Regions from separate parts of the Homo sapiens genome. Here all the other regions are linked to region 1. The links are chromatin loops, found by intact Hi-C in ENCODE. Cell type or tissue: Calu3. All regions are shown on one strand. Links, peaks and the distances in the headings refer to the core of each region. The heading gives the core; the rest is flanking DNA. Region 1 overlaps PRDM10 (PR/SET domain 10). Region 2 overlaps PRDM10 (PR/SET domain 10). Region 3 overlaps APLP2 (amyloid beta precursor like protein 2).

Region 1 (10,490 bases), core at 2,968-5,467:
TGCCTCGGCCTCCCAAAGTGCTGGGATTACAGCCATAAATCACCGCACTTGGCTGAACCATATACATCTTAAATAAGTGAACTGCATGGTATGTAAATTTTATTTCAGTAAAGCTGTTCTTAGAAAAAAAAAAAAGAGGAGATGTTAAGTCAATGCAAACTTTTTTTTTTGAGACGGAATCTCGCTCTGTTGCCTGGGCTGGAGTGCAGTGGTGCAATCTCGGCTCACTGCAAGCTCTGCCTCCCAGGTTCACGCCATTCTCCTGCCTCAGCCTCCCGAGTAGCTGGAACTACAGGCGTCCGCCACCACACCCAGCTAATTTTTCGTATTTTTAACAGAGACGGGGTTTCACCGTGTTAGCCAGGATGGTCTCGATCTCCTGACCTCGTGATCCGCCCGCCTTGGCCTCCCAAAGTGCTGGGATTACAGGCGTGAGCCACTGCGCCCGGCCAAGTCAATGCAAACTTTCTAGAAATATCCAGAGGCAAGAGAAACTGAGGGCATGCTTAGGGACCAGTAACTATGAGAGAGACAAGCCTCAAACAGTAGTAAGGATGGGGCTATAAAAGACCACAGGGAAAGTAGAAGAATTTAAACTTTATTCAATTGGTCTACAGTTCCCACACTTCATGAACTGGTTGCACCAGAGTAACATAGAAAGCTAGGTGAAAGACAAATTCCAGGCCAGCACAGTGGCTCACTCTGTAATCCCAGCACTTTGGGAGGCTGAGGGGGGATGATGGCTTTAAGCCCAGGAGTTCGAGGTTGCAGTGAGCGGTGATCATGCCACTGCACTCTACCCTGGCCAACAGCAAGACCCTGCCTCTGGGAGGGAAAAAAAAAAGTCATTGAGCATGCATGTTTCTCAGCTATGAATAATGAATTTAGAAAGCTTCAAGCACACATCCTCCAGCTCCCTTCTGAACAGCAGTATTCGGTCACAAGACAGCTGGTGGGGGATACAGATACAATGTAAAACCCTGTTTCACCCATGCACCCAACACTATTTAGCCCCAATATCTCAAGCTCTTTTATTGAATTAGCCAGTGCAGTAATTAAGTAGGAGACTTTCAGGTGGGTCTTATGTGGCCTGAAAAGCTTTCCTTCCAGATGGTTCTGGGTGGTACCTATGACTCAACAAATCACAAACCCAAGTTGTTAGGATAAACTCCTGGTTAATGTATAGAGGCACAATCTTAAGTAGTAAGCTGTTTCCTCAATAAACCCATGTGCTTTAAAATGTTTTAACTAGGGAAAACTTTTTAACTTATTAAAATTGCTTAGAGGAAAATCATTCTAGAGCATAATTTTCATAATTTAACACTACAATATGTAATATAAAACAGTGTAACTACTCGTTCACTCTACGACTCCTGAAACATACAGTCTTTAGTTCAAACAGACTGAACCAAGCCTCAGACACAAGATTAAGAAGAAAACTCAGGCCGGGCACGGTGGCTCATGCCTGTAATCCCAGCACCTTGAAAGGCTGAGGCAGGTGGATCACCTGACATCAGGAGTTCGAGACCAGCCTCAGCAATATGGCGAAACCCCATCTCTATTAAAAATTCCAAAAACTGGCCAGGCATGGGGCGTGGTGGCTCACACCTGTAATCCCAGTACTTTGGGAGGCCGAGGCAGGTGGATCACAAGGTCAGGAGATCAAGACCATCCTGGCTAACATGGTGAAACTCCGTCTCTACTAAAAATCCAAAAAATTAGCCAGGCATGGGTGGCGGGTGCCTGTAGTCCCAGCTACTCGGGAGGCTGAGGCAGGAGAACAGCATGAACCCAGGAGGCGGAGCTTGCAGTGAGCTGAGATCGAGCCACTGCACTCCAGCCTGGGTGACAGAGCGAGACTCCACCACAAAAAAAACAAAAAAAAATTCCAAAAATAAGCCGGGCGTGGTGGCGCATGCCTGTAATCCCAGCTATTCAGGAGGGTGAGGCCTAAGAATCACTTGAACCTGGGAGGTAGAAGTCGCAGTGAGCAGAGATGGTGCCACTGCACTCCAGCCTGGGTGACAAAGTGAGACTTTGTCTCCAAAAAAAAAAAAAAAAAAAAAAAGCAAATTGATACCATACTGGTTTGAAGTAATTCCCTTTATATCCAATTCACACTCCCTATAAACACGTTAATGTGGTCCTCACCTGTTTTTATTATCATTATTTTGTAGAGACGGAGGTCTAGCTATGTTGCCTAGGCTGGTCTCTAACTCCCGGCCTCAAAGTGATCCTCCCACTTCGGCCCCCCAAAGTGCTGGGATTTATAGGCATGAGCCACTATGCCCGGGTCCTCACTTTTTCCTCACTTTTTTTTCATTTTCAGTTTCTCATACCTTTAAATATGAAACACAGATGGTAGAAAAATAAGTATTTTATTAAAGACAGTGAGCTCAGATAGACAACATACTGACATTTTATTGCCTTCATAAAAACTCCGTCTCACTGGCATATAATGAAGACCTACAAGCTACCAAATTTCAACCTCCTCCATCTTAATAAAACCACCACCGTAGGACTATGTTCACTGGTCTAGGATTCAAAGGTACCTTCCATTAGCTGAGGCATTTCTTGAAGTGGAAAAAGAATGTGAAGGCAAGCAAATCACAGGCTCACTGCTAACATAAAGTGGGATAATGTCTGTTACAATGTGGCTCAATAGTATAGAGTATAATGCAAATGTTAATAATTATTTAAATTGTGAGGACCATAGGCTGTTTTAGATCATGAAGGTGTCTCATCCAGAAAAGACTTATTCTCAATTAAAAGATATTTTAATACATTTTCATTATTAAACAATTGTTTTGGGAATAGATCACTCTTAACTGCAGGCTTGGGTTCTCTCTTAACTGATGTATTTCACCAGAAAATATGTAAAGTTCAACTTCAAATTGACAAAATTTTAAAACTATGTGATTAGCAGCTGGGCGCAGTGGCTCACACCTGTAATCCCCGCACTTTGGGAGGCCCAGGTGGGCAGATCACCTGAGGTCAGGAGTTCCAGACCAGCCTGGCCAACATGGTGAAACCCTGTCTCTACTAAAAATACAAAAATTAGCTGGACATGGTGGCGGGCACCTGTAGTCCTAGCACTTTGGGAGGCCGAGAGGGGTGGATCACCTGAGGTCAGGAGTTCGAGACCATCCTGGCCAACATGGTGAAACCCCATCTCTGCTAAAAATACAAAAATTAGCTGGGCGTAGTGGCACGCGCCTGCAATCCCAGCTACTCGGGAGGCTGAGGCAGGAGAATAGCTTGAACCTGGGAGGAGGAGGTTGCAGTGATCCGATATCGCGCCACTGCACTCCAGCCTAGTGACAGAGCGAGACTCCATCTCAAAAAAAAAAAAAAAAAGTAACCGGCCTGGTGGCGGGTGCCTGTAATCCCAGCTACTCGGGGAGCTGAGACAGGAGTATCAGAGAATCGCTTGAACCCAGGAGGCAGAGGTTGCGGCGAGCCAAGATCACGCCACTGCACTCCAGCCTGGTGACAGAAAAAATAAAAATACAAAAATAAAAACTATGTGATTAGCATTTTCTTCCGCAGGAGACACAAAATAGAAGCATTCCTGTTTAGAAATCTTAGCCATAACTATTCTTTGTAAACGCTTAACCAGACCATTTCACTCAGGTGTACCTACAACATGTTAGCTTCATTTGCAAATTCCCTGAAGGAATTAAAGACCACAAAAATAGAATCCTTTAACAGATGCAGCTCTTTATTTTAAAAATCAGTATAATCATAGTCCACCTGATTCGAAATGCATTCTGTGGAAATTCAATGTTACTTAAGTAAACAGCTAGTGGAACAGTAATAATTATAGCTACAGGCATTTATGGAGCACCTATCCCGTGCCAGGCACTGTCAGATGTCCTTTAAATACCTGATCTCAATTAACCCTCACCACAACCAAGAATGATTAATTCTCCAAGGTCACAGTGCTGATAAGAGGAATTTAAGCCCAGATTCCTTTTACTACAAAGCTTGAAGCTCTTTCCCCTGTTTGCCACAACAGCTTTCATCCTAGGCAAAGTGGCCAGGACCCGAGCATGGTTTCCACCTGCTGTTGTAGCCGTGCTCTCCCACCAGATGACGCAATCACCAGGTTAGACTTGATCTCGAGGGAACCAGAGGAGGTTGTAATTCACTACACCCACAAACAGATTTAACTGAGCAAATTACTCAACAGCCAGAGTTGAGGTAACTACAAAGCTGTGATGAAGGGCTCCCATTGTAAAAATTCAAATAATTTTTTAAAACACAAGAATACTTATTAAATGCCTATTCTGTTTCCAGCATTCTTTTAGGAACTGAAGAAGACATTGGATGGACTATATAAACATTCAGCACAGAAGGAAAATATAAATAACATTTATTCACCATTGTTCTAGAAACAAAGCTACCTGTGTGTTCAGAACACAACACAGCAGTCCTGAAATAGTAATTGAATCAGTATTATGAAAATAAATTACTCCAAATACTTTTTCTAGTTCTCTCAGGCACATGCATTTCTCTAATATTGGAACTGCTGGTCATTAAAGTATGCATGTTTTGGACTTTCTTGATAATACTGTTTTCCAAGGTAGTCATATGAATTTATATCTGTACCAGCCATCTATGAAAGTCCCTACTGTTCAACATCCAACTTTAATTTAGGTATACAGTGTTCTGGCACTGTGGCTGAAATGTGCATTTCCTTCATTAACATGGTTGAACACCTTTTCATGTTTATTAGACATTTGGATTTCTCCTTTTCTGAAGTGGCTGTTCAAGACTTTTGCCCATTATTCTATTAGTGCCTGTAGCATCTTGTTTAAGAAATGTTTCTCTATACTAAGGTCATGAGTATCTTCCTATATTAATTCTAAAAGTGTTATTGTTTTGCCTGCCTTTCTGCCATGCCTCCAGGTCATAAATCAAGTGTCTGGCTATGCATAATACTGTTTCTGGACTCCATATGGTGTTCTATTGGTCCATCATTATTAGCCTACCCAGTGCCAATATTACACTATCTTTTTTTTTGAGATGGAATCTCGTTGTGTCGCCCAGGCTGGAGTGCAGTGGTGCGATCTCGGATCACTGCAAGCTCTGCCTCCTGGGTTCACACCATTCTCCTGCCTCAGCCTCCCGAGTAGCTGGAACTACAGGCACCCGCCACCACACCTGGCTAACTTTTTGTATTTTTAGTAGAGACGGGGTTTCACCATGTTAGCCAGGATGGTCTTGATCTCCTGACCTCGTGATCCACCCGCCTCGGCCTCCCAAAGTGCTGGGATTACAGGCGTGAGCCACCGCGCCTGGCCCAACACTATCTTAATTATTATAACTCTTCTTGATCTCTAGCAGAGGTTTTCCTAACTTTTCTTTTTCAAAGTGTTTTGCCTTTTCTTGGGCCTTGGCAAATGTTTTAGAATCAGCTTGTCTAATTTTTTTAAATGTGGGATTACATTAGATCTATAAATCAGTTTCCAGAAAATTGACACATTTACAATATTGAATCTTCCACTCCTTGAGCCACTGTGCTCTTCATTTATTTAGGTTTTATTTAAAGCCACTCAATAAAGTTTTAGAATTTTCTATATCTGTTATAGTTTATAACCATTTAAAACCATGAATCTGAAAAAAATATATTTTGTAAATGATGTATAAGTTTTTGGTGAGATACCTAGAGCTTGGGATAAGTATATATAAGTATGAAAATAAACTGGGGCTGGGTGCAGTGGCTCACACCTGTAATCCCAGCACTTTGGGAGGCCGAGGCGGGTGGTCAGGAGTTCGAGACCAGCCTGGCCAACATGGCAAAACCCCATCTCTACTAAAAAAAAAGTACAAAAATTAGCCAGGCGTGGTGGTGGGTGCCTGTAATCCCAGCTACTCAGGAGGCTGGGGCAGGGAGAATTGCTTGAACCCAGAAGGCAGAGGTTGCAGTGAGCCGAGATCGCACCACTGCACTCCAGCCTAGGTGACACAGCGCAACTCTGCCTCAAAAAAAAAAAAAAAAAAGAAACGAAACTGGTGGTGGTGGTTTGCACCTGTAACCCCAGCTACTCGGTTGGCTGAGACAGGAGGATGGCTTGAACCCAGGAGTTAGAGACCAGCCTTGGCAACACAGTGAGACACTGTCTCTAAAAAAATTAAAAAATATTAAAAAGTTAACATAAAATTTCTTTTTTTCTTTCTCTTTTTTTTGAGACAGAGCCTCGCTCTGACGCCCAGGCTGGAGTACAGTGGCACAATCTCAGCTCACTGCAATCTCCGCCTCCTGGGTTCATGCCATTCTCCTGCCTCATCCTCCCGAGTAGCTGGGACCACAGGTGCCCACCACCATGCCCGGCTAATTTTTTTTGTATTTTTAGTAGAGACAGGGCTTCACCGCGTTAGCCAGGATTGTCTTGATCTCCTGACCTCGTGATCCGCCTGCCTCGGCCTCCCAAAGTGCTGGGATTACAGGCGTGAGCCACTGCGCCTGGCCAACATAAACTTTCTTAAAATGTATAAATGAAACAAAGTTCATCAAAGTCCAATTACTATGACATAATTTCATTTTAATTCCAGAATTACTGTTTTGTAGTAATGTAACATCTCACACTTCCACAGTACTAAAGTACTTGAGAGAACTTGCATGTCACATAAAGTGGTGTCCAAATATTACCATTCATGGGTCCTTATATTTATCCAGTGATAAAGTACTTACACAGTCCGGAATAATTTTCAATTCATCAACTTCAAGAGAAAAAGAATGAAGGAGAAGATGAATACATGATGGAAGAGACTGAAACCTTATTAATATACATCCCCTGCCTGGGGCTGAGGATACAGACCCTTTTCTCCCATGCGCTCTGACCCCTCTCCCATACTTGCATAATTCCCTGACCTCTACCTACTTTCTCTCCTTTGCAAAATTGGACACGGTTCTGTCAATATTCTGTGTTGAAGACTAAACGTAAACAAGTGTCTCAGAGAGGACAGTTAAAAAGTCAAACAAAGAGCAATAATTAGTTAAAGGAATGATAGCTAGTCCCTATTAGAAGGACATTCTATTAAGACTGCCTGTAATCATGGTTTGTGGAAAGACTGAAAATAACCCCCAATAAATTGGCCTCAAAATCTTCAAGCAATTCTAAGAAAATGGTAGAATTTGCACACAAAAATAAGAATCTTGAAAAAAAAAGGCGGGGGAGAGGGGCAGGGGCCGTAGCGCACGCCTGTAACTCCAGCACTTTGGGAGGCCGAGGCAGGCCGATCACCTGAGGTCAGGAGTTCAAGATCAGCCTGGCCAACATGATGAAACCCCGTCTCTACTAAAAATACAAAAATTAGCCGGGTGTGATGGCGGGCTCCTGTAATCCCAGCTACTTGGGGGGCTGAGGCAGGAGAATCACTTGAACCCAGAAGACGGAGGTTGCCGTGAGCTGAGATCATGCCACTGCACTCCAGCCTGGGCAACAGAGCGGGACTCTGTCTCAAAAACAAAAGAAAAGAAAAGAAAAAGAAAAAAAAAGGGAGGAAAACTTTACAAACAACTTCAAGTATTTTAATTCACTCACTTATCCCTCAAAACATTTTAGAATCCAGTAAGTAAAAGGCACTCATTTATACTGCATTCTACGTGAGGGGGCTAAAAATCACCTGTAGCTTCCAGAAATTTAGAATCTGTTTGGGAAGCAAGAAATAAGCACAAATAATTGGAGTACAATACAACGTAAGCACTGAATGTTACTGTTATAAAGCAGTACAAAATCCTGCAGGACCTTCAGAGACAAAAAGGATTACTTTCAAATGAGATGGTCTTGACACTTCAACAAGGGCGGTGTGGGTTCAGCTTGCTCTGGTACAGGGGATGGCGAGCCACAGCCCGCAGGCGGCAGACACCTGTTTTTGTGCAGCCTGTGAGCTAAGAATGGTTGTTACATTTTAAAATATTTGAAAAGACTCAAAAGAAGACTATTTCCTGACACAGGAAAGTTATATTAATTGAAATTCCAAGGTCCAAAATAGTTTGTTGGAACACAGCCACGCTCTCACACTCCACAGCAGAGGGGAACCGTTTTGACAGAGACCATATGGCCCACAAAGCCAACAACATTTACTACCTGGTCCTTTAAAAAGTTTTCCAGCCACTGCTCAAGAAGGATGGATAGGATTCTGGCGGGCAGAACTAGGAGAGGAGGGGAAGGAGAGCAGAGAGGAAGAAACATTCCACTTGGGAAACGAAGGTGTGACAGCAGAGAGAGAAAATCCCGAATATTTAAGGAACAGTGGGAAGACCAGTTTGACCGAAGTGGCGGTTCCAAAAGAGATAAACAAGTTTTGAACCATTTAGAACTGTGTGCTTTGTTATTGAGCCATTTATACAATTGTGGTGAGTGATTAACAGGCATCCTCACTTGGAATCTATGAGGTTGATTACTGTTATTATCCCTAGTAATAATTAAGAAACTAGTTGAAAGAGTTGATAAGAAAACCAAGGCTTACAGAAGTAACTTGCCCAAGATCACAGCCAGCAAGCTGAGCACAGCAGTGAACCTCTTTGCCCCTGAGGCAACGCTGTGAATACTACACCATATAAAATCTCCACACAGGGCAGTAAAAGGAAAGGCATCAATAAAGGCAGCTTAGGGCAAAACTGTCAACGGTGCAAACGTGGAAGTAAAAAAATATGGATTTTACGTGTAGGTTATGTTTCTCCAATTGTGTTTAAAAGGACAGTTCTCCCGACTGGGTGCAGTGGCTCACACCTGTAATCCCAGCACTTTGGGAGGCAGAGATGGGTGGATCGCTTGAGCCACAGGAGTTCCAGACCAGCCTGGGCAACGTGGCAAGACTCTGTCTCTACAAAAAATACAAAAATTAGCCAGGCATGGTGGTACACACCTGTACTGCCAGCTACTTGGGAGGCCGAGGTGGGAGGATCACTTGAGCCTGGGAGGTCAAGGCTGCAGTGGGCTATGATGGTGCCCCCGCATTCCTGCGTAGGTGACAGAATGAGGGCCTTTCTCAAAAAACAGAAAAGGAAAAAAAAAAGACAGTTCTTTCACGAGCTGGTCCAAACGGTTCCTTCCACCTTTAGAATCAAAGTATTGTGGTCTTTTTCTAAATCACAGGAGAAAAAAATGTAAGTTCAATGTTCTCAATTTCAGGTTTCTCTTAAACATTTGAAAAATGGTAAATTCTAAAAATCAATGTATTGAATAACAGACCAAGTTTGGGAAAATTTAGCTGATTATGCTTAGCTCAACTTTTTTTAATGGATTATGTGCTTACCAATGTCATTTTATTCTTTTAAGTTCAAATGATCCATTGAATACATTAATTCAGTAACAGTTAACTCAATTATCTGGAAGTGGTTTTGAGATTAAGATATTCTTCAAAATAATAATCATGCTTTTGTGAGAGCTATCATAAGCACTAAAAAAACAGACATCTACATATTAGCAGTATCTTTTCATTCAAATTATAGAAACCAAAAAATATTACATCTTAATGCCACCTGGGAACACCCTACCCCTAGCTGACTAAGGCTGCACTTTTCAAAGAAATATGCAAGCCACATACATAATTTAAAATGTTCTAGTATACATAGTTTAAAAGTAGAAACAGGTGAAATTAATTATAATAGTATATTGCATTTTACCCAGTCTATTCAACATATTGTCATTTCAACATTTAATCAATATTTTATAAATTGAAAGATATTATTTTTTTCTACTAAATCTCAAAATCTGAGTGTATGTATTTCACACTTCACAGCACTGGCCATATTTCAAGTGCTCAAAACCACAGGTGGCTACTAGACAGGACAGCACAGGTCTAAGGGATCTGATTTCTAGAAATCACAGCAGGAAAGAAGCTGTGGAGTACAACTTTACCATCAGTGAAAGTGAAGGACATGGGTTAAAAAAAAAGGGGGGGAGGAGGAGGAGCATTTGACTCCAATATTCTCCTGTTTGCAATAAACGAGAGTTTAACTAAAAAATGAATAGCAAACTACAGCCTATGTTAGCAGACAGTAACCTTTTAGCAATCCATATAAGGTTCTAAACTATTGTGCACTATTGATTTTATAATTGTTTTCACCACATTTTAACTAGTCTTGCTGTAACTATACTTAGGGTTACCCATACCTTCCCTCTTTCCACTCCACTTCCTCACCCGCTCCCCATTCCCTAAACTATTTCAAGTTACAGAAGAAGAATCTACCTTCAGGTGCTTTCTACAACACAAATTTAAAATCTACACAAGGATGGTCAATGGAAAGGCACAGAAAAATTTTGGAAGGTGGACAGAAATGGCCAGAGTGCTCCACACAAGTCTTGAAATGGTGAAATGGTGTAATAACTTTTTTTTTTTTTTTTTTTGGAGACAGGGTCTCACTCTGGTTGCCCAGGCTGGAGTGCAGTGGCGTGATCTCGGCTCACTGCAGCCGCTACTTCCGGGGCTCAGGTGATTCTCCCACCTCATCCTCCTGAGTAGCTGAGACTACAGCT
Region 2 (10,490 bases), core at 3,368-5,867, 69 kb before region 1:
AGACACGGGGGTAGAAAATTTTTAACTGAAGGGATCATTTTAAAAATCAATACAAATTAGCAGTCACCACAAGCCTCCAAGAGACATTTGAGTTGCTGGAACACTAGGACGCAGACATGTTAAAAGTGGCTGGGAGTTACTCTGTTCACTAGCAAATATGTGCATTCCAATGAACCTTGGTTTAAAATGACCATTAAATAGGAAAGATACATACCGACTTTTGAGAATAAAGACTGTGCATTTATGTAGAGGAGATTAAAGAGAACACGGAACAAGCCTGGCATAAAAGAACTTCAGACAAATTGATAACAGGTAATATTAGATTTTAGAAGCCAGTGTAGGCCGGGTGTGGTGGCTCATGCCTGTAATCCTAGCACTTTGGGAGGCCGACAAGGGCGGATCACCTGAGGTCAGGAGTTTGAGACCAGCCTGGCCAACATGGTGAAACCCTGTCTCTATGAAAAATATAAAAATTAGCTGGGTGTGGTGGCACACGTAATCCCAGCTACTCAGGAGGCTGAGGCAGGAGAATCACTTGAATCTGGGAGGTGGAGGCTGCACTGAGTTGAGATCACACCACTGCACTCCAGCCTGGGCAACAGAGCAAGGCTCTGTCAAAGAAAAAATGCCATGTGTATACTCAATTCCCACACCTTTCAGCAAACATTATATTTTTCTAAATCCCAAAAGAATTTAAGTAAGAATCTCTATCTTATGGATTTAGAACTTCTCACCTTACAGAATTAGAAGTTCAAGTAAACAAATCCATTGTTCACTATGATGGAGCATGGGGCCCAGGGCTCAGCTCCTGGTTTCACTATTTAGTGACACATGCTGATGTGAGTCCATGGAGAGAATCAGGCAGAGCCCATCCTGAATAAAAACAAAGTGCCAGCTCCCTGATCCAGTGAGGCTTTCTGCTCTGGGACACATGAATAAATTGTTATTAGTCCCATAAAGACTCTGAGGCTTTCTACAAATCCAGTTCTTCCCACCTTTCAGCACAGGGACTTTTTTAAGGACTTCATTTTTCAGCACATTTACTCAACAAATATTCCTTGAGGGCCTACCCAGTATCAGGGAGCAGGATAAGGGCCGAGCTCCAATGCTGGGCCTCCCTCACCCACCTGCCTCTTCTGCTGCAATGCATACGACCCAACTCTTTCTTCCTATCCCACCCGCCTTCATTTCTGGAAAGCCCAGGAGGGAATGTTCAGCGCTTTGTAGGCTACAGTAGGATTTGGATTAAGGACACTGCCCTACGTGACAGTATCTTTCTTTAGTGTGGATACAATGGCAAAGCACTGTTGCATTGCCACTTTTTTTCTTTTCCTTTTCCTCCAACTCCTCTCGCATTCCCACTTTTTTCTAAGCATCAACATTCACTAGTTCCCGTCTATTCCCTTTAAACAACCAACTGACCTTAACCGAATCATCACATAAATTTCAAAGCCTAACACAAATACCACACCATGCTATGCACATCGTGACGGGCACACATTTGTTGGATGCCAAATCTCCATGAGGCCTTTCCATCCTAACATCCCCCAAACCAAATCCGCTATCTGCCCCCACTCCTTCTGCCTAAGTCGTGCTTTTTGGTATCAGCGGTGTTCCCAAACATCTAGCCTCTCAAGCTGCAAATCTCCATTCCTTGCTGTCCACCCTTCCCCCTTCCACCCAAGTGCAAGTTCTTGTCAGCCTCCCATGACGCCTGTCTTGAACATGGCCCCTCTTCTCCACACCCACTGCCTCGGCCTGAATTAGCCCAGCTCTGAAACGCTGGTAAGTCTAATTACTTAGCACAGCGCGCTAGCTTAACCCGCTTCCCTGGCTTCCTCTTGCCACACCCTCCATCAGTCCCCTTCTCCCAATCTCCCGAACGTGGCATCACCACTCCCTGCTGCTCCCTCTGCTTGAGATGCCAATATTCCTCCCTCACTCCTCACCTCTCCCTTTCCCTAGCTGGCAAACTGTTTCCCACCCATGAATGGATTCAAAAGTGTCACCATATCTATGAGGTCTCCCCTATACCCCAAATCAGTGAATCCCTCTCACAGCATTTTTGAGATGGAGTCTCGCTCTGTCACCCAGGCTGGAGTACAATGGCATGATTTCGCCTCACCACAACCTCCGCCTCCCGGGTTCAAGTGATTCTCCTGCCTCAGCCTCCTGAGTAGCTGGGATAACAGTCATGCACCACCACGCCTGGCTACTTTTATATTTTTAGTAGAGATGGGCTTTCTCCATGTTGGTCAGGCTGGTCTCGAACTCCCAACCTCAGGTGATCTGCCCACCTTGGCCTCCCAAAGTGCTGGGATTACAGGCGTGAGCCACCGCACCCGGCCACTTTATTCTTTTCTCTATTCTAGTGTGAGCTCCCTGAAGTTGGAAGGTCCCACCTTGACTTCAATGCTGCCCTCATGGAGCTTATACTTAGCAGGACAGGCAAATGCAATACACAAATGCTATGACAGGGTCACCAGCAAAAGGCCCTGTGGGAATTGGTGGGAGAAGCAGCAGTTAATCCAGGGATCAGGAAATGCCCCATATGAAGTGACATTAGCCAGGTGAAGGAATATGACAGTTTGAAAATGCATTTCAAGTCAGGAGGAGGAGTGAGAGCAAGTGCAAAGGCCCAAGGAGAGAGAGTATGCCACACCTGGGTAAAGCTATGGAGTTCAGGTCACCCTGAGCACACGGGGAGGCAGGAACCAGAGAGGCTGGCAGGAGCCAGATCCTGTAGCATCTTAGAAGTAACAAGAACTTCGGGATTTATCTGCGTGAAGAGCTATTTAAGAGTTTTTCAGAAAGGACATGACATCAGAGCTGTTCTCTAGAAAAATTACTCTGATTCTACTTTGAAAATATGCCAGGAAGGTAGGTGGTAGTGGTTTTGTGCTGGGTCAACTTGGCTAAGGGGAACTACATTTGAAGGGAGTCTTCTTCCCAGCATGGTTCCGAGTTGGGGTTAGCCAAAGAGAAACTCAGACCAGCCTGGAAGGTGGAAAGGAAGCAGCTCCGTGCTGCTCTAGACGGTGTCATGTAGAGGTACCTGTGGGTCCCTACTTATCCTCTCTTTCCCACCCAGCCACCAGCTGTCTTCCTGACTGCCAGCCCTGCTGGCCAGCTCCACATCCACCACCAGATGCAGTGACACAGTCTTTCACAGACCACACCAGCTCTCCTTCCTGGGCCCCTCTGCAGGAGGAAGTGCTTGGTTCCCAGATTCCCAGGTAACTTCCCATTTGACCACCCAGACCAGTACTTCTGTGGGCATACTGCTGACTTCCGACCTCCCAGCTTCTCCCTTCAACCCTCACTTCTCCATCTTCTCCTATAATTAAGTTCTTAGTCCTGTAAGAAAATCTTCTTCTGTAACATTCACAGTGGCTTTGCTTCCCTGATTGAACTGTGGTTGAATATACTGGGTGAAAGTAAAAGAGAAAATGAAAGCAAGCAAAGAAATTTTAAAGAAATATTCCAAGGTGTTAAAATATGGTATCTGGCACAAAATGAAAAATCAAAAAACACTGGCTGGATGGGATGGATGGATGGCCAAACAGTATCGCAAAACAGGAATCCTTTTAGATATGATTTTTTTTAAGAACAGAAAAATCCCAGACCTACTTATACTTTTCACACTGGAGTTCTCTACGGAATTCTAAATTGTGCTGTTATATATTCAAAGCCATTAAATTATATTCTATAACACACTTACCATAAAACCAGCTTTGCAAACTCTATTTCTCTTTAATTTCTTTGCATCTGTTACAAATATACCCTTAGTTTTCCTCTCCTGAATCAATTTCTGATTCTTTTCCAGTTTCTATGAGAGTGTGACCTACAATCATTTTCAGCAGAAGGTCTTCCAGTGACATTTTTGCAGAATCACCTTATTTCCCAATGAAGCATATTTCATTGTTTTTACATTTATTTATTTAACTTTTATTTCTGGGTCCCCTGCAGGGTTTTGCTCGGCTTCTTCTAAGTTCCAGGTGGGTTACGGATACTCATAATGTTTTAATCTTTGAGGTCATTAACATTCTCCAAAGTAGTCTAAGCCTTCTCAGCATTCTTCAGATTTCCCACCTGAATTAGATGAGCGTCCTGCTGGCTGCAAGGCTCAATTACGGGCTCTTATACTTCATCAGTGCTCAACAAAAACCTCCTGATCTGAATGTTAAGTAAAGGTTTTGGTCTGTTAGGAAATCTCAATAGCGATTTAGTTATACTTGTCATTATACATTTGGATTCTTTTAGGAGATGATGCATTTTTACTCTACTTGTTTGGGGATTTGAATTAACTATTTTGAGGAAATGAGTAAGTTTTCCCCCTTAATTTTATAACTAAGTCAAACACAAGGCCCAAAGAGTATCTCAGGTCCAGTTCATCAGAGGTGGGTGATAAACTGATGAAATGAACAGGCATTTACCCTCAGCTTGCTATAATTCCAGTGGCCACGAGAACCACCTTGGGCTGTGCCTTGGTGTCATACCTTAAATTGCTTCCCACAGGTGGAACACAGGAAGTCTTTGCGGTCCGAATGCCGGAGCATGTGGAGTCGCAGTTTATCGGGGCGACAGAAGGCCTTGTCACACTCTGTGCACTGGTAGATCTTTTCTGAGTGGAAGCTGCGCACGTGTTTTTTCACCTGGTGATAAGAACCACAGGAAAATTCAGGGGACGCAGGCACCAAATGAAATGACCAAAGGCAGCTTGTCAACGCTAGAGGGAGCCAAACGCATTACCATGGGTTTTCATCAACCCCGCCGAGGAATCCAATCAGATGTGATAATTGGCCTCAATAACACATACTGTCCCTGTCACAAAGAAATAAAACAAGTAGCCAGAAAGCCTTAGAAATCCGAACCTCCCCGATGACTTGAAACGTGAGAGAGAGAGAGAGAGAGAGAGAGAGAGAGAGAGAGAGAGAGAGAGAGAGTGCTTGCTTGGTCAAAGCCCTGATCACTTGAAGCCCATTTTTTAAAGATAAAAAGCAAAAGTTCCTTTGGGTTTAAATGAAATCTTGCTAAAAAGGATCTATAGGAAGACAAAAACCAATTCTTCCTTACTTTTCTCCGTCTTTAATCTGCACAGAAGCAATTTAGCCCCTTTTGATCCTTTTACATCTTCTTATAAAATTAAGTTCTGAAGAATTAAAGACATGAATGAGTGGATACAGAAGACATTACCGGTTTGTGAGAGCAATATGACGCTGGCGTCACTTCTCAACTGGGACTTACTTCCCTTACTTTTAGATAAATAAAGGAATAGGGCTTCTGAACTCTCTTAGCCACACATATCCAATGAGAAAGAGCTGAGGATGGAAGCTAAGTAGTGAGTCTTACCAAACTATTCCTATAAGATAGTTTGCTTCATTATTTTTGGAGTTTCTTTTGCCATTAAATTATGCCTTAAAGCAATCTTTCTACTAGTTTGTGTGAAGTGAGAAAATTTCCAAGACTCTCAACACTAGCAGAACTAAAATTAAATCCCTAGTCTTCTTTTCCTTTGGTAATTGAAAAAGTGTATTTTTACAAAATGTTTCGTTATTCACTGACTAGCACAGGAAAATCTTATCACTTAAAGTCCAAATGAAATCATGAGTATTCTGAAATTTATCTTCACCCATTTTGCTCCAACAAAGAATACACTACAGGGGAGGAGGCAGTCGGTTCCTGATACAAAAGTATATTATATACCAACTTTCTCTTTGTTTCCTTCCAAAATGTATGGCCTTGGTTAAAGCAAGCAGGAAACCACAGTAGTAGTAGGGAGATGTTCCCAGCCCCTCAGAAACGGGAGTATGTCTTCTACAGGCTCGGTATATTTTATAAGCAATAGACATTGACATGGATTATGAAAGACTTTTTAAAAATTATAATAGATCTGGGTGTTTATTACTTGTAACTTAAACACTTCAATGTCAATGTCTGATCTGGACAATTAAGGGTCATAATAATCTTGTGTATAAAAGTAGTTTGATTGAAGAAATATTGTTCTCAATTGTAAAGTTGTTTCAAAGAAGGGATGGAAATGCAGGTGCTAGGCAGTCTCGGTTTTCCAAAAATCGAAGTTTCTTTTACCAAAAGAAGGAAGCAGACAGGAATCTCAGTAGTAGACACTCACCTGGATAAAATCTGGGAACCGTTTCTTACAAGTTGGGCAGGTGAAGTAGCCATCATTGATATGAATGGCCACATGATCTTTCAACAAATCAAGGCGGTCAAAGGATTCTGGGCAAAAAATGCAAGAGTAAGTCTTCTGGTCTGAGTGGAGCTTCATGTGGCTCTCCAAGGATGTGCTGCTGATGAAGCCCTTGTTACAGAGATCACAGGTCAGTGGGCAGTTCCCCTCCCGCCCATGGAAGCGTAAGTGCTGGTCCAGTTTGTCCTTTTCCCGGAAGGCCTTCCCACACTGCAAGCATTTAAAAGGCCGGAAGGACTTCCGAATAAACAGATGCTGAAGAGCTGCATTCTGAAAGACATACACAAATGTGATCATTTAGTGATGAAATTAAGAGTGCAACTGGATCACACTTTTACAGAGAAAGAGAGGATGATCTCTGCAATCACAGACTTCCCATAGAAGTTCAACTCTAGGACACACACAGTTGAAAGGAGATTTTTCTGGTGAAGACACTGAAAATGAAGCCATCCTCAAAGAAGCTCATCTTAAAGAGATGAAATTTTTTTGTGTTTTGTTTTACATCTATGTATGTGGGTTTTCTTTTGAAAGGGTTTAAGTAACAAAAAAAGTGTTCCCAATAGAAGACTTGTATAATAAAACAAATCCCACAGTGGAACAGGATAAAAATGGAAGATTTGGAGGAAAAGACTTAGGTTAAGTCACACATGCAGGAATCAGGCTGGAGCAAGTCAGTCAAATGTTACTTGTTGAAATCCATGAGAAAAAGAATTTGAAGCTTGATTAAAACATTTAGCAAAAACAAAACAAACAAACAAACAAACAAAAAAACAATAAAAAGAACTGAAGGGTAGTCCTTGCCAGCGGCAGGATGGAGAAGGAAATGGATACCAGGTTTCTTTTGGGGGTAATGGATACCAGGTTTCTTTTGGGGGTGATGAAAGTGTGCTGGAATTAGAGAGTGGTGAAGATTGCACAGCTTCAGAATGTTCTAAAAACCACTTTAAAGGGTAAACTTTATGCCACGAGAATTTCTTGAAAGGATTCAGATTTATGTGAATGGGACATGAGCACATGTCGTAAATGGAATATATGCATTTCATCACTTTCTACTTAGAAAACAGAAGGTAAGGTTCCAGAATAGCTAGTTAGTTCTACTGGTTAGAATGCCATGCTAACAACGTTAAGCTCATCACACTGTTCCTGCCTCGACCAGGCAATTCTGCTCTTTGTTTTCAGGCACAGATTGCACTTGTAATGCTGATTGGCCATCTTGTAAATTCATGCAATTGTTATAGGGCATCCAAGTGGGAGAGTACGGGTACTCAGTGCAAACCCATCGCCACTACTGGAAAATCTACTCATGCTCTACTGACAGCAGATCGACAAAATCACCTCACACAGAGAATGCAGAATCAATCTTTCAGTTATGCTTACAATGAAGACTCATTCATCCGTTCCTCAGAACACTGAGGGAAAGCTCTAGATTGCTACAAGGGGGGGAAATCCTTCAAGTATATCTGTGAATGGCTGTGCCTATGTAGCTACAAATGAACAGTAATTGAAGGATTAATGGAGATCTTAGTGCGATCTTAACTTCAAATTACTTGTAAGCATCAACTTTTAAACTAAATTTAATGTGAAATCATCATGTGAGGAAAACAAAATAATTATTTTTGATTTAGTGGAATTTCTAGACATAATTACTATGTAACAAGAGATTTCCTTCTCAGGGCTTCTCTAACCGGGCTAGGAGAAAGATTTTTAAGCTGCTACCTACTCACTTATCTTGAGTAGATAAACAGCAATTCTGTGATCTTCTTCAGCTGATGGGGCTGCTTCAGGGGATGTATCATACTTTATTCTCCTTTGTATCCAGATCCCTTAATAAATTGCTTAGCTTATAGGAAGTCTTCAAAAGTAGTTTGAGAATCAGTGAAATATATTTCATATGAAACTCAAAAAAATGATTTCAAGGATTTTTCTACAGCATCTGCAGAGATTTTTAAGAATAGGTCTTTCTTGGCTGGGCACTGTGGCCCATGCCTATAATCCCAGCATTCTGGGAGGCTGAGGCGGACAGATCACCTGAGGTCAGGAGTTTGAGACCAGCCTGGCCAACATGGTAAAACCCTGTCTCTACCAAAAATACAAAAATTAGCCAGGCGTGGTAGCAGGCACCTGTAACCCCAGGGCTGTAATCCCAGCTACTTGGGAGGCTGAGGCAGGAGAATCGCTTGAACCTGGGAGGTGGAGGTTGCAGTGAGACTCTGTCTCAAAAAAAAAAAAAAAAAAAAAAAAAAAAAAAAAAAAAAAGCATAGTTTTTTCTCAAATCAGCCACAGGGCTTGCTTTCACTTCTGTGTAGTTCAGTAGCCACCTCATCTTTTTAACTCTGTCTGGATACTAATTTTACATAAAAGCTTTACTATTTTGTCCACTTTCAAAACTTTACGGAAATATTGCTGATGAACCAATACTATTGTGAGGTTCAAAGATGCAAGATTCAGAGCACTTTTGCCATGTAGGAATCTTTTCCTTTATCCAAGTTCATTGAAGTGTCCAAGAACAGACACAATGCACATTGACTGTGGTCCCACTGAGGATGCCATTTCTCCTTGGGTGCCAAATCCAGAACTCAGTTTTGTTTTGGTCCATTATGCTAATCAGTCTTCTGTCATTTCTGATTAGTGTGAGTACCTTCAGCCACTTGATTTAAACTGAGCCACCACCTGGCTCCACTTTCTTGGCTCTATTGACAAACTTTATCATCTTTTCAATTTCCATGGAGCCCTGAACATTGTCTGCACTCAAGAACTAGATTGTATTTCTCTGATCTAATGATACTAATGGGATGGTCATATTACAAGGTCGTAAAAATGCTGAAACTGTCCCCACCCGTTGACCCACTTGCAGGCCATTTCTGTTCTAAGGTGTCTTCTGTAGCTCAGAGCCACAACCCGTACACATTTCTAGAAGAAATCATGACAAATGTCGGAGAGAGCGCACAGATCCACTCTAGTTCTTCTGCTTTCCTGAGTTCGTCAGGCAATCCACCACACTCTACATATATATCAGCTACTCTAGGGATACCAAAATCGTATTGTTGCTAAATTCTGTGATTTGGGATTCAACTCACATTGCAATGAATTCTAAGACAACAGATTATTTGTAGACAGAGATCATAAAATGTTTCTAAAGTTTAGGGGGTTTGTTTGTTTTTTAGAGATGGGGTCTTTCTCCATCGCCCAGGCTGGAGTGTTATGGCATGATCATAGCTAACTGCAGCCTCGACCTCCTGGACTCAAGCAATCCTCCCACCTCAGCCTCCAGGGTAGCTGGGACTTATAAGTACATGCCACCACGCCTGACTAAAATGTTTCTAAAGTTTGATATTAATGGCTAAAAGAACCTAAATTATTGATCAATTTTCATATTATTTTAATCCTGACACAAAAAAGAAATCAAACAATCATGTTTGTTGATTTGGGGTTTTGGGGGGGTTTTTTGAGACATGGTCTCACTCCATTGCCCAGGCTGGAGTGCAGTGGCACAATCACAGCTCACTGCAGCCTCGACTTCCCAGACTCAGAGGATTCTCTCATCTCAGCCTCCTGAGTAGCTGAGACTACAGGTGCCTGCCACCATGTCCACCTATTTTTTTGTATTTTTTTTTAGTAGAGACAGGGTTTCACCACGTTGCCCAGGTTGGTCTCGAACTCCTGGGCTCAAGCAATCCACCTGCCTCAGCCTCCCAAAGTGCCGAGATTATAGGTGTGAGACACTATGCCTGGCAGTTTTGGGGTCTTTTAAACAACTTTCCTTTGGACAATTTTCTGCCCACTTTGAAAGCCTTTGGTTGGCCAGCCCTGCCCAACTCGGCTCACTCTGCACCATCCTTCCACTGCACCCCTGCTAGGGCCAGGCTCATGTCTGCACTGTCCCAACCACAGCAAGAACCTCCTGTGTCTGGGCCTCTGATCCTATGGCTATCATTCTCTGAAACAGTCTACCTTCCTCCTCTCTTTCAAGGGCTAGTCTAAGTCTCACCTTATCCAAGAATTATCCTGACTCCTCTATTTTACTTCAACCTTTCACTCTTCCAAGTTATACTTTTACATTTAACACCTAACTGTAAACTCCCCTACATTAGTATTGATTTCCTACTTAGACTGCAAGCTCAAGTGAAAATTCTATTGTGTACCTAGCATAGTGCCAAATAGACAGTTAGAACTCAACACTATTGCATAAGTCATTCCAATGGTTTTAGCGCTGGAAGGGACCTTGGAGATCACTTAGTCCTACCCTTCATTTTGTATATGAGGAACCTGCAGCCCACA
Region 3 (10,490 bases), core at 4,285-6,784, 95 kb after region 1:
TTTTCCAGTCTTCTCATACAGATTTTATTAATTTAGCCTTTTAATTTTTATTACTCAAAACTTCATTTTTTTTTTTGTTTGTTTCTGAGGTGGAGTTCTGCTCTTGTCGCCCAGGCTGGAGTACAGTGGCACGATTTTGGCTCACTACAACCTCTGCCTCCCAGGTTCAAGCGATTCTCCTGCCTCAGCCTCCTGAGCAGCTGGGATTACAGGTGCCCGCCATCACGCCCAGCTGATTTTTGTATTTTTAGTAGAGACGGGGTTTCACCATGTTGGCCAGGCTGGTCTTGAACTCTTGACCTCAGGTGATCCACCCGCCTCGGCCTCCCAAAGTGCTGGGATTACAGGCGTGAGCCACCTCATCCGGTCTCAGTTTTTAATTTAATTTTCTGACTCTGTGCTTGTGCTTTTAATACTTTCACACTGATTTTCTGCTTCTCAATAAGGAAAGCACGTTTGATCTGGTCACAAACACAAAACAAATGGAACCACTGTAGGCCCCGATGCCATGTGTTTTGTTTTGAATAACCTCATAAGAACTCCTGGTCTCCCAGCATGAAGCCCTCTAAGTCAGCCTGGGCACACGCCACTGCAGGTGTTGGTGCATTTGGGACAGCCTAGTTTTGTTAGAGGCTGTATTGTAGGAAAGCCTGTGACAGTATGTCAGACTCATTGCCTATAGACAGCATCCCCAGAAAGAGAGAGGGGGGAAGCTTTTCATATACAGATTTTTAAAATCTAGGTTATCTGTTTTCTTACTGATTTATAGTGTTTCCTTCCAGATGTTTTACACATGTCAGCCACAAGACATAAGCATTTTCTAAATTGAACAGCCTAAAGTCCACAGATCTTTTTGTGTATATGGTAAAATGTACATAACAAAATATATTAACCACTGAAACTTTTCTTTTCTTTTTTTTTTTTTTTTTTTTTTTTTTTGAGACACGGTCTCACACTGTTGTCCAGGCCAGAGTGCAGTGGCACAATCATAGCTCACTAGAGCTTCAACCTCCTGGGCTCAAATGACTCTCCCACCTCAGCCTCCCAAGTAGCTGGGATCACAGGCGTTGAGCCATCATGCCTGGGTAATTAAACATTTTTTTTGTGGAGATGGGGACTTGCTCTCTTGCCCAAGCTGGTCCTGAACTCGTGGCCTCAAGCAGTCCTGCCTTGGCCTCCCCAAGTGCTGTGATTGCAGGTGTGGGCCACCAAGCCCTGCCTTAAAACATTTTTTTTTTGTGGTAAGAACACTTAACATGAGATCTAAATTTTAAGTGCACAATGCAGTATTGTTAACTGTAGAGAAAATGTTATACAGCAAATCTCTAGAACTTATGCATCTTGCAAAACGGAAACTTTATACCTGTTGAATAGCAACTGTTTTTTCCTCCCTTCAGCCTGTGTCAGTGACAGTTCTGTGAATTTGATTATGTTAGATATCCCATATAAGGGGAATCATGCAGTACTTGTCTTTTTGTGACTTGTTTATTTTACTTAGCATAATGTCCTCCAGGTTCATCCATGTTGTTGAATGTGGCAGAATTTACATTTTTTTTAAGGCTGAACAATATTCCATTTTATGTATATATCATATTTTCCTTATCCATTCATCTCTCGATGGACATTTAGGTTGTTTCCATGTCTTGGCTATTGTCAGTAATTCTGCAGTGAACATGGGAATGCATATATCTGTCTGGGATAATGAGTTTAATTCTTTTGCTGTATACCCAGGTGTGAGATTGATAGATCATATGATAATTCTACTTTTAATTTTTTAAGAACCTTCATACTATTTTCTATAGTGGCTGCACCATTTTTTCACCAGCGGCATACAGGAGTTCCGATTTCTCGGCCGGGCGCGGTGCCTCACGCCTGTAATCCCAGCACTTTGGGAGGCCGAGGCAGGCGGATCACGAGGTCAGGGGATCGAGACCATCCTGGCTAACACGGTGAAACCCTGTCTCTACTAAAAATACAAAAAATTAGCCAGGCGTGGTGGCGGGTGCCTGTAGTCCCAGCTACTCGGGAGGCTGAGGCAGGAGAATGGCGTGAACCTGGGAGGTGGAGCTTGCAGTGAGCCGAGATTGCACCACTGCACTCCAGCCTGGGCGATAGAGCGAGACTCCGTCTCAAAAAAAAAAAAATGCTTTTTCTGCATCTTTTGAGGGTATCATATTATTTTTGTCCTTCATTCTGTTAATGTGATATGCCACATTTTTTGGTTTGTATGTGTTAAACCATTCTTGCATCCCAGGGATAAATCCCACTTGATCCAGGTGTATGATCTTATTAATGTGTTGTCTGATTCAGTTTGCTAGTATTTTGTTGACATCCTTTGCGTCTGTGATTATCAGGGATATTGGCTTATAGTGTTCTTTTTTTTGTAGTGTCTTAATCCTATTTTGTTATTAGGGTAATGCTGGCTTCATGGGTGGAAATTAAACACACCCTTGGTAAACAGCAGTCTTAACCATTGAGCCAAAGAAGAAATCAAATGGGAAATTAGATGATGTTTTGAACGAATGAAAACACAACATACCAAAACCCTTGGGATGCAGCAAAAGCACCACTGAGAGGGAAGTTTATAGCAGTAAATGCCTACATTAAAAAAATAAGAAAGATCTCAAACAGCCTAATTGTACACCTCAAACTAGAAAAAGAATAAGCTAATCCCAAAGTGAGCAGAAGGAGGAAAATAATTTGCAACAGAATAAATGAAAACAGAATAGAAAAAAACAATAGAAAAAAATCAAAGAAAGAGTTGGGTTTTTGAAAAGATAAGCAAAATTGACAAACCCTTGGCTAGACTAAGAAAAACAGAAGACACAAAATCAGATATGAAAGAGGAGACATTACAATTGATACCATGAAAATAAAAAGTATCGTGAGACTATTATGAGCAGTTGTATGCCAAAAAATTGGATAACCTAGAAGAAATGGGTAAATTTCTAAAAACGTGCAAACTACCAAGACTGAATCATGAAGAAATAGAAAACTTGAGCAGATCAGTAACAAATAAGAAGATTGAGTCAGTAATCAAAAACCTCCCAACAGGCTGAGTGCGGTGGCTTATGCCTGTAATCCCAGCACTTTGGGAGGCCGAGGTGGGTTGATCACCTGAGGTCAGGAGTTTGAGACCAGCTTGGCCAACATGGCGAAACGCCGTCTCTACTAAAAATACAAAAAAATTAGCCAAGCATGGTGGTAGGTGTGTGTAATCCCAGCTACTCCGGAGGCTGAGGCAGGAGAATTGCTTGAACCTGGGAGGCAGAGGTTGCAGTGAGCTGAGATTGTGCCAGTGAACTCCAGTCTGGGCAACAGAGCGAGACTCCATCTCAAAAAAAAAACCAAAAAACAAAACAAAACAAAAAAAACTTCGAACTAAGGAAAGCTCAGGACCAGATGACTTCACTGGAGAATTCTACTAAACATTAAGGAAGAATTAACACTAATCCTTCTCATAGTCTTCCAAAATATTGAAGAGGGAACATTTTCATTTTAACTGTTTTTAAGTGTACAATTCGGTGGCATTAAGGACATCCACAACATTGTGCAACCATCCCCGCTGTCCATTTCCAGTACTTTTTCATCCAAACAGAAACCCTGTACCCATTAGACACTAACTTTCTATTCCCCTGGATCCCCCAGCCCCTGGTGATCTATGAATTTGCCTATTCTGGGGCTCAAGTAAGTGAAATCATAAAATATGTCCTTTTGAGTTTGGTGTATTTAGTATATTTTCAAGGCTTGTGCATCAGAATTCCATTCCTTTTCGAGACTGAGTAATATTCCATTGTGCATATATACCACATTTTGTTCATTCATCTGTTAATGGGCACTTGGGATGTTTCTACCTTTGGCTACTGTAAACAATGCTGCTATGAAAATTGGCGTACATGTAGATATGGGAGTCCCTGCTTTCAGTTCTTTCGGATATTTACTAAGAAGTGAAACTGCTGGATCATATAGTAATTCTGTGCTTAAATTTTTGAGAAATTGCCAAACTGTTTTCCACAGTGACTTTACTGTTCTCCAGTCCCACTGACAGTGGACAAAGGTTCCAATTTCTCCACATCCTTGCCAACAGTTACTTTCCTTTTTCAAATAATAGCTATCCTAATGGGCGTGGAGCGGTGTCTTATTGTTTTGATTTGCATTTCTCTAATAGCTAGTGATGTTGAGTATCTTTTCATGTTGACCATTTTTATATCTTTGGAAAAATGTCCGTTGAAGTCTTTGGCCCATTTTCGAATTAGATTGTTTTGTTGCTATTGTTGAATTGTTGGAGTTCTTTATATATTCTGGATGTTAATTAGATATGTGATTTGTAGATATTTTCTGTCATTCTGCAGTTTGTGTTTTCACTCTCAATAGTGTCCTTTGATGCACAAAAGTTTAACTTTGATGAATTCCAGTTTATCTATTTTTTTCTTTTGTTGCCTGTAGTTTTGGTGTCATTTTTAAGAAATCGTTGTGAAATATAATGTTATGAAGCTTTTCTCCTAAGTCTTCTTCTAAGCTAAGAGTTTTATAGTCTTAGCTCTTAAGCTTAGGTCTTTGATCCATTTTGAGTTCAGTTTTGTATATGGTTTAAGGTAAGGGTCCAGCTTCACTCTTCTGCAAGTTGCTATCCAGTCTCTGCAACATTTGTTGCATCCCCATTCAATTGTCCTGGCAGATCAATTGACCAAACATGTGAGGATTTATTTCTGGGCTCTCTATTCCAAATGTCTGTCTTTATGCCAATATCACACTGTTTGATTACTGTAGCTTCGTAGTAAGTTTTGAAATCAGGAAGTATGAGTCTTCCGTCTCAAGATTGTGTGATTTCATATGAATTTTAAGATGGATTTTTCTGTTTCTGTGAAAAAACAAAACAAAACCCTGTTGGGCTATTAAGTATTGCATTGAATCTGTAGATTGTTTTAGGTAGTCTTGTCATAACAGTATTGTCTTCTAACCCTCAAATGCCATAGAGCTTTAAAGTTAATTATTGTAAATTAGTAATTAACAGAATACAATTACTTTTAGTTTACACTATGGCTTTTGAGTGTAAGGTGTTTGGTGAATTTTATTCTTTTAGAGTAACTGTCATCAGCGTCCTCACTGTGATACCTAGTACGTAACCTAAAGTTGAGGTTGAAGACCTGCAGTCTGCAGGCAGAATGTGACCTGTCCTTGTGTTTTATTTGGCTGTTACCATTTGACCTTCCTTGTGTCTTAAATTCAAAGTAAATATATTCATTTCCAAAGATCATGGGTTTTAATATAAAAATTCCGCTCTGGTTTTAAAGAAATTAGAACATCTGGCAGCAGGGGCTAAGTAGTGGCAGCCCCGCTTCAGTTGGTGAAGAGAGCCTGTGGTCTCTTCGAGGGGGCTGAGTATGGGTCTCCATTTTGGTCTTACCCTCTAGCTCCCCATTCCCTGTCTGTGATGTAGAGGCAGTTGAGTTTTCAACCTTTGTTGAAAACGAGGAAAAGAGAACATTGGTTTGAAATGATCTTTTGTAGTAAATATTTAACACCATGGCAGGTTTCAAGTGAACCAAAAACCACATTTCATAGCAGAATGGCCCTGCGATTGGTTGGACTCCACCCTGCCCCTTATCCTCTTCTGAAGAGGCTTTCTGTGTAATACTGTAGAATGTTTTTCCGTCTAGCCACTTCCTATTAGAAGAATGATTATTTGCGGCTTGATTAGCTTCCTCAGGATCTACATTAAAAAAAATCCTGCTGGGCTATTGTTTTGCAAGATTAATCTTGTGAATTGATAAAAGTCATTGAAACTCAATGTTGGTTAGTGTTGTTTTTAAACAATAGGAATAGTATTCAGGACAGATTAAAATCAGATTAAAATATTTTAAGTATTGCTTTTAAAAGATTAAATACAGAGCACAGACTCAAGCCTGATAAGCTCCCAGCCAAACAGTTTTTACATGTAGTTTTCCCTGTGTATGTGTAGTCAGTGAAGATGCTGAACTTGTCACAAAATGTGGATGCATGAGGCATATTATTGTAACTTGAATTCAGATGGCCCCAAAATTACCCCATTCACTCAGCATAATTGGTTAAACTTGGTCTGGGTGATATCTGTAAGTCATCAAAGGAAGGAATTTTAGGACAAGGAAAGGATGGTTTGATTGTTCCAGGGGGGAAAAAACCATAAAATTTTAAGAAAATCATTGTTCAGGGAAGGCTGCAAGCACTGGTAAGGAAACAGAGTTTTCCAATAAGTTAACTGAAATCGGGAGTAACAGACCTCTGAAGAGTCTATCTTTGGGAAAATCTCTGACTTCATTCTTGACATGATTGAGGACTTCATGTACAATGAATTAGCAATGCGAATCATCTAGGCATATAAACTGGAAGGAAATAAGAAGGTTTGTAGAGCAAGCAACACCAGATACTCATGCTTGCTCCAGAGAAGTTTTCCAGGAAAAGCAAATGTCATCTTCTCTCTCTGCTTCACTAACTTTAAATTTTGAGACCTCAGGCAGTCTAGTCCATGAAGAAAACACTCCAGAATGACCGAGATACTTAAGTTTTTAACAACATTTAAAATAATATGAAAAATAAAATAAAATGTTGTTAAAAACTTAAGTATCTCAGTCATAATTTGTGTCCTTTTTTTTCTTTTGATATTTGTTCAGAAATAGACTCCCAACTTATAATATTAATAATATACCTGTAGAAAATAGGGACGGCCTTCTTTTTTTCACATTGCACAGTCTCCCCCAGGTGGTTCTGCCTAATCTCTAGGCTTAAAATTCTTCCAGCCTGGTAATGAATAGAAAATCCTTACTTCCAGCTCACGTTACCCTCTGGAATGCCCATCCTCTATTTTTGTCTGGTGGACAAAAAACGCGGCACTTGGTAAGCTGTGAGTCCTTCCAGTATGATGCCACTCAAAACTGAAGTTTATCAGTCTCCAATCCTCAGCCCCCTCCCTACCACCCGTCCAATTTCTTTGGCTGTTAGCCTTGCCATTCTCCCAGTTGTCAGAATTAGAAAGCTGGACTCATTCCAATCCTTCCTTCATGTCCCCTGTCCAAGTATTTCTCATCTGTCACTTTCCTATTCACACTGCTCCTGCCTTTGTTCATCATCTTTTGCCTGGATGAATGCAGTGGCTTCCTAACTGGTCTCCTTTCTATACTTCATCTTTCCTGATCACACCCTCCTACCTTCCAAAGTATGCATAGCAGGGTCATGCACACGCTGGAAGGGAGCCCAAGCACACTTTCCTTGGAGAAGAGTTCTGAAGGCTCAGCCCCTCATCCTCCGTAGCTGTCGCTCTCCTGTGCCAAGTCCGTGCATGCCTCTGTTACAGCTCTTCTCAGTTGCAGCATGCTCACTGTCTCCATGTCCTCACCTCACATTCACAGCGTGCACCTTACATTGTAATCCTGTTTCTCTACATCTGGATCCTGTCTCAGAGTATATATGCTCCCTAAATACACATGTTGAGTCTTGTTTACCCAGTGTGTTTGTTTGCTAGAGCTGCTGTAACAAAGATGCCACAAATGGAGTGACTTAAGCAACAGAAATTTATTGTTTCACTTTTCTGGTTTTCTGGAGGCTAGAAGTCCCAGTTCAAGGTGTTAGCAGGACTGGACTCCTTCTGAAGGCACTAACAAAGGGCCTGTTCCAGGCCTCGCTCTTGGCTTTTGGCAGCGTAACTCCATCTTCACGTGGCGCTCCCTCTGTGTGCATGCATGTCTGTCTGTTCACATTTCGCCTTCTCAGAAGGACACCAGTCATATTGGATTAAGGGCCCACCCTGCTCCAGTATGACCTCCTCCCACTTACATCAGCAGTGACCATATTTCCAAATAAGGTCACATTCAGAGGTATTTGGGGCTAGGATTTCAGTAAATGAAATTTGAGGCCCTATTCAACCTATAAGACCCAGTGGCTAGTGTGTTGACTGACATAACTGTAAAGTAATCAAGTGAAATGATCTTTGAATAAAGGGTCAGAATTTTATTTTCTTCAAAGTTATGTTTATGACAAATAAAAGCTTATGATCTTGGGAATACTTTCCCATCTCTAGTTTTCCAGTATATTCATAGTAGCTGTTGAATTGTTGCGCGTCAAAAGATGCTGGTGGAGTATTCTAGTTCTAGCTCTGTCTTTTTTTTTTTTTTTTTTTTTAAATTTATTTTTTTATTGATAATTCTTGGGTGTTTCTCACAGAGGGGGATTTGGCAGGGTCATGGGACAATAGTGGAGGGAAGGTCAGCAGATAAACAAGTGAACAAAGGTCTCTGGTTTTCCTAGGCAGAGGACCCTGCGGCCTTCCGCAGTGTTTGTGTCCCTGATTACTTGAGATTAGGGATTGGTGATGACTCTTAACGAGCATGCTGCCTTCAAGCATCTGTTTAACAAAGCACATTTTGCACCGCCCTTAATCCATTTAACCCTGAGTGGACACAGCACATGTTTCAGGGAGCACAGGGTTGGGGGTAAGGTCACAGATCAACAGGATCCCAAGGCAGAGGAATTTTTCTTAGTGCAGAACAAAATGAAAAGTCTCCCATGTCTACTTCTTTCTACACAGACACGGCAACCATCCGATTTCTCAATCCCTTCCCCACCTTTCCTGCCCCTCCACTCCACAAAGCCGCCATTGTCATCCTGGCCCGCTCTCAATGAGCCGTTGGGCACACCTCCCAGACGGGGTGGTGGCCGGGCAGAGGGGCTCCTCACCTCCCAGTAGGGGCGGCCGGGCAGAGGCGCCCCTCACCTCCCGGACGGGGCGGTTGGCCGGGCGGGGGGGCTGACCCCCCCCATCTCCCTCCCGGACGGGGCGGCTGGCCGGGCGGGGGGCCGACACCCCCACCTCCCTCCCGGACGGGGCGGCTGGCCGGGCGGGGGGCCGACCCCCCCACCTCCCTCCCGGACGGGGCGGCTGGCCGGGCGGGGGGCCGACACCCCCACCTCCCTCCCGGACGGGGCGGCTGGCCGGGCGGGGGGCTGACCCCCCCACCTCCCTCCCGGACGGGGCGGCTGGCCGGGCAGAGGGGCTCCTCACTTCCCAGTAGGGGCGGCCGGGCAGAGGCGCCCCTCACCTCCCGGACGGGGCGGCTGGCCGGGCAGGGGGGCTGACCCCCCCCACCTCCCTCCCGCACGGGGCGGCTGGCCGGGCGGGGGGCTGACCCCCCCACCTCCCTCCCGGACGGGGCGGCTGGCCGGGCGGGGGGCTGACACCCCCACCTCCCTCCCGGACGGGGCGGCTGGCCGGGCGGGGGGCCGACCCCCCTACCTCCCTCCCGGATGGGGCGGCTGGCCGGGCAGAGGGGCTCCTCACTTCCCAGTAGGGGCGGCCGGGCAGAGGCGCCCCTCACCTCCCAGACGGGGCGGCTGGCCGGGCGGAGGGCTGACCCCCCCACCTCCCTCCCGGACAGGGCGGCTGGCCGGGCGGGGGGCTGACCCCCCCACCTCCCTCCCGGACGGGGCGGCTGGCCGGGTGGGGGGGCTGACCCCCCCATCTCCCTCCCAGACGGGGTGGCTGGCCGGGCTGAGGGGCTCCTCACTTCCCAGTAGGGGCGGCCGGGCAGAGGCGCCCCTCACCTCCCGGACGGGGCGGCTGGCCGGGCGGGGGGCTGACCCCCCCACCTCCCTCCCGGACGGCACGGCTGGCCAGGCGGGGGGCTGAACCCCCCACCTCCCTCCCGGATGGGGCGGCTGGTCGGGCGGGGGGCTGACCCCCCCCCACCTCCCTCCCGGACGGGGTGGCTGCCGGGTGGAGACGCTCCTCACTTCCCAGATGGGGTGGCTGCCGGGCGGAGAGGCTCCTCACTTCTCAGACGGGGCAGCTGCCGGGCGGAGGGGCTCCTCACTTCTCAGACGGGGCGGTTGCCAGGCAGAGGGTCTCCTCACTTCTCAGACGGGGCGGCCGGGCAGAGACGCTCCTCACCTCCCAGACGGGGTCTCGGCCGGGCAGAGGCGCTCCTCACATCCCAGATGGGGCGGCGGGGCAGAGGCGCTCCCCACATCTCAGACGATGGGCGGCGGGGCAGAGACGCTCCTCACTTCCTAGATGTGATGGCGGCTGGGAAGAGGCGCTCCTCACTTCCTAGATGGGATGGCGGCTGGGCGGAGACGCTCCTCACTTTCCAGACTGGGCAGCCAGGCAGAGGGGCTCCTCACATCCCAGATGATGGGCGGCCAGGCAGAGACACTCCTCACTTCCCAGACGGGGTGGCGGCCGGGCAGAGGCTGCAATCTCGGCACTTTGGGAGGCCAAGGCAGGCGGCTGGGAGGTGTAGGTTGTAGTGAGCCGAGATCACGCCACTGCACTCCAGCCTGGGCACCATTGAGCACTGAGTGAACGAGACTCCGTCTGCAATCCCGGCACCTCGGGAGGCCGAGGTTGGCGGATCACTCGCGGTTAGGGGCTGGAGACCGGCCCGGCCAACACAGCGAAACCCCGTCTCCACCAAAACCAGTCAGGCGTGGCGGCGCGTGCCTGCAATCGCAGGCATTGG

Evidence for each region. Peaks named below come from ENCODE experiments on the same cell type or tissue, not always from the same donor. Only the 100,000 strongest peaks of a DNase experiment are listed, where the experiment ranks them.
Region 2: it touches region 1 in a loop (2.2-fold over the local background); 28 of 110 quality-filtered maps call a loop at or near these places.
Region 3: a loop joins it to region 1, with 3 times the contacts of the local background. A loop is called at or near these places in 16 of 110 quality-filtered maps.

What each region holds. Positions count from the first base shown.
Region 1 is chr11:129,988,478-129,998,967 of GRCh38, forward strand. All of the region lies in intron 1 of PRDM10 (PR/SET domain 10), which reads right to left. Among named protein-coding and RNA genes, the nearest start is that of PRDM10-DT, 8.9 kb to the right of the region's middle. RefSeq lists a silencer at 5,975-6,134. In Calu3, for the core only: no CTCF peak of the experiment used is centred there; a DNase peak (open chromatin) is centred at 4,084.
Region 2 is chr11:129,918,749-129,929,238 of GRCh38, forward strand. PRDM10 (PR/SET domain 10) reads right to left here. Exons shown (of 21, transcript NM_199437.2): 12 at 6,134-6,481; 13 at 4,500-4,655. Among named protein-coding and RNA genes, the nearest start is that of NFRKB, 28 kb to the left of the region's middle. RefSeq lists a silencer at 4,713-4,812 and an enhancer at 7,188-7,689. In Calu3, for the core only: no CTCF peak of the experiment used is centred there; a DNase peak (open chromatin) is centred at 4,743.
Region 3 is chr11:130,082,115-130,092,604 of GRCh38, forward strand. The region is part of intron 1 of APLP2 (amyloid beta precursor like protein 2); the gene reads left to right. It also overlaps the pseudogene RPL34P21. Among named protein-coding and RNA genes, the nearest start is that of APLP2, 17 kb to the left of the region's middle. In Calu3, for the core only: no CTCF peak of the experiment used is centred there; a DNase peak (open chromatin) is centred at 5,587.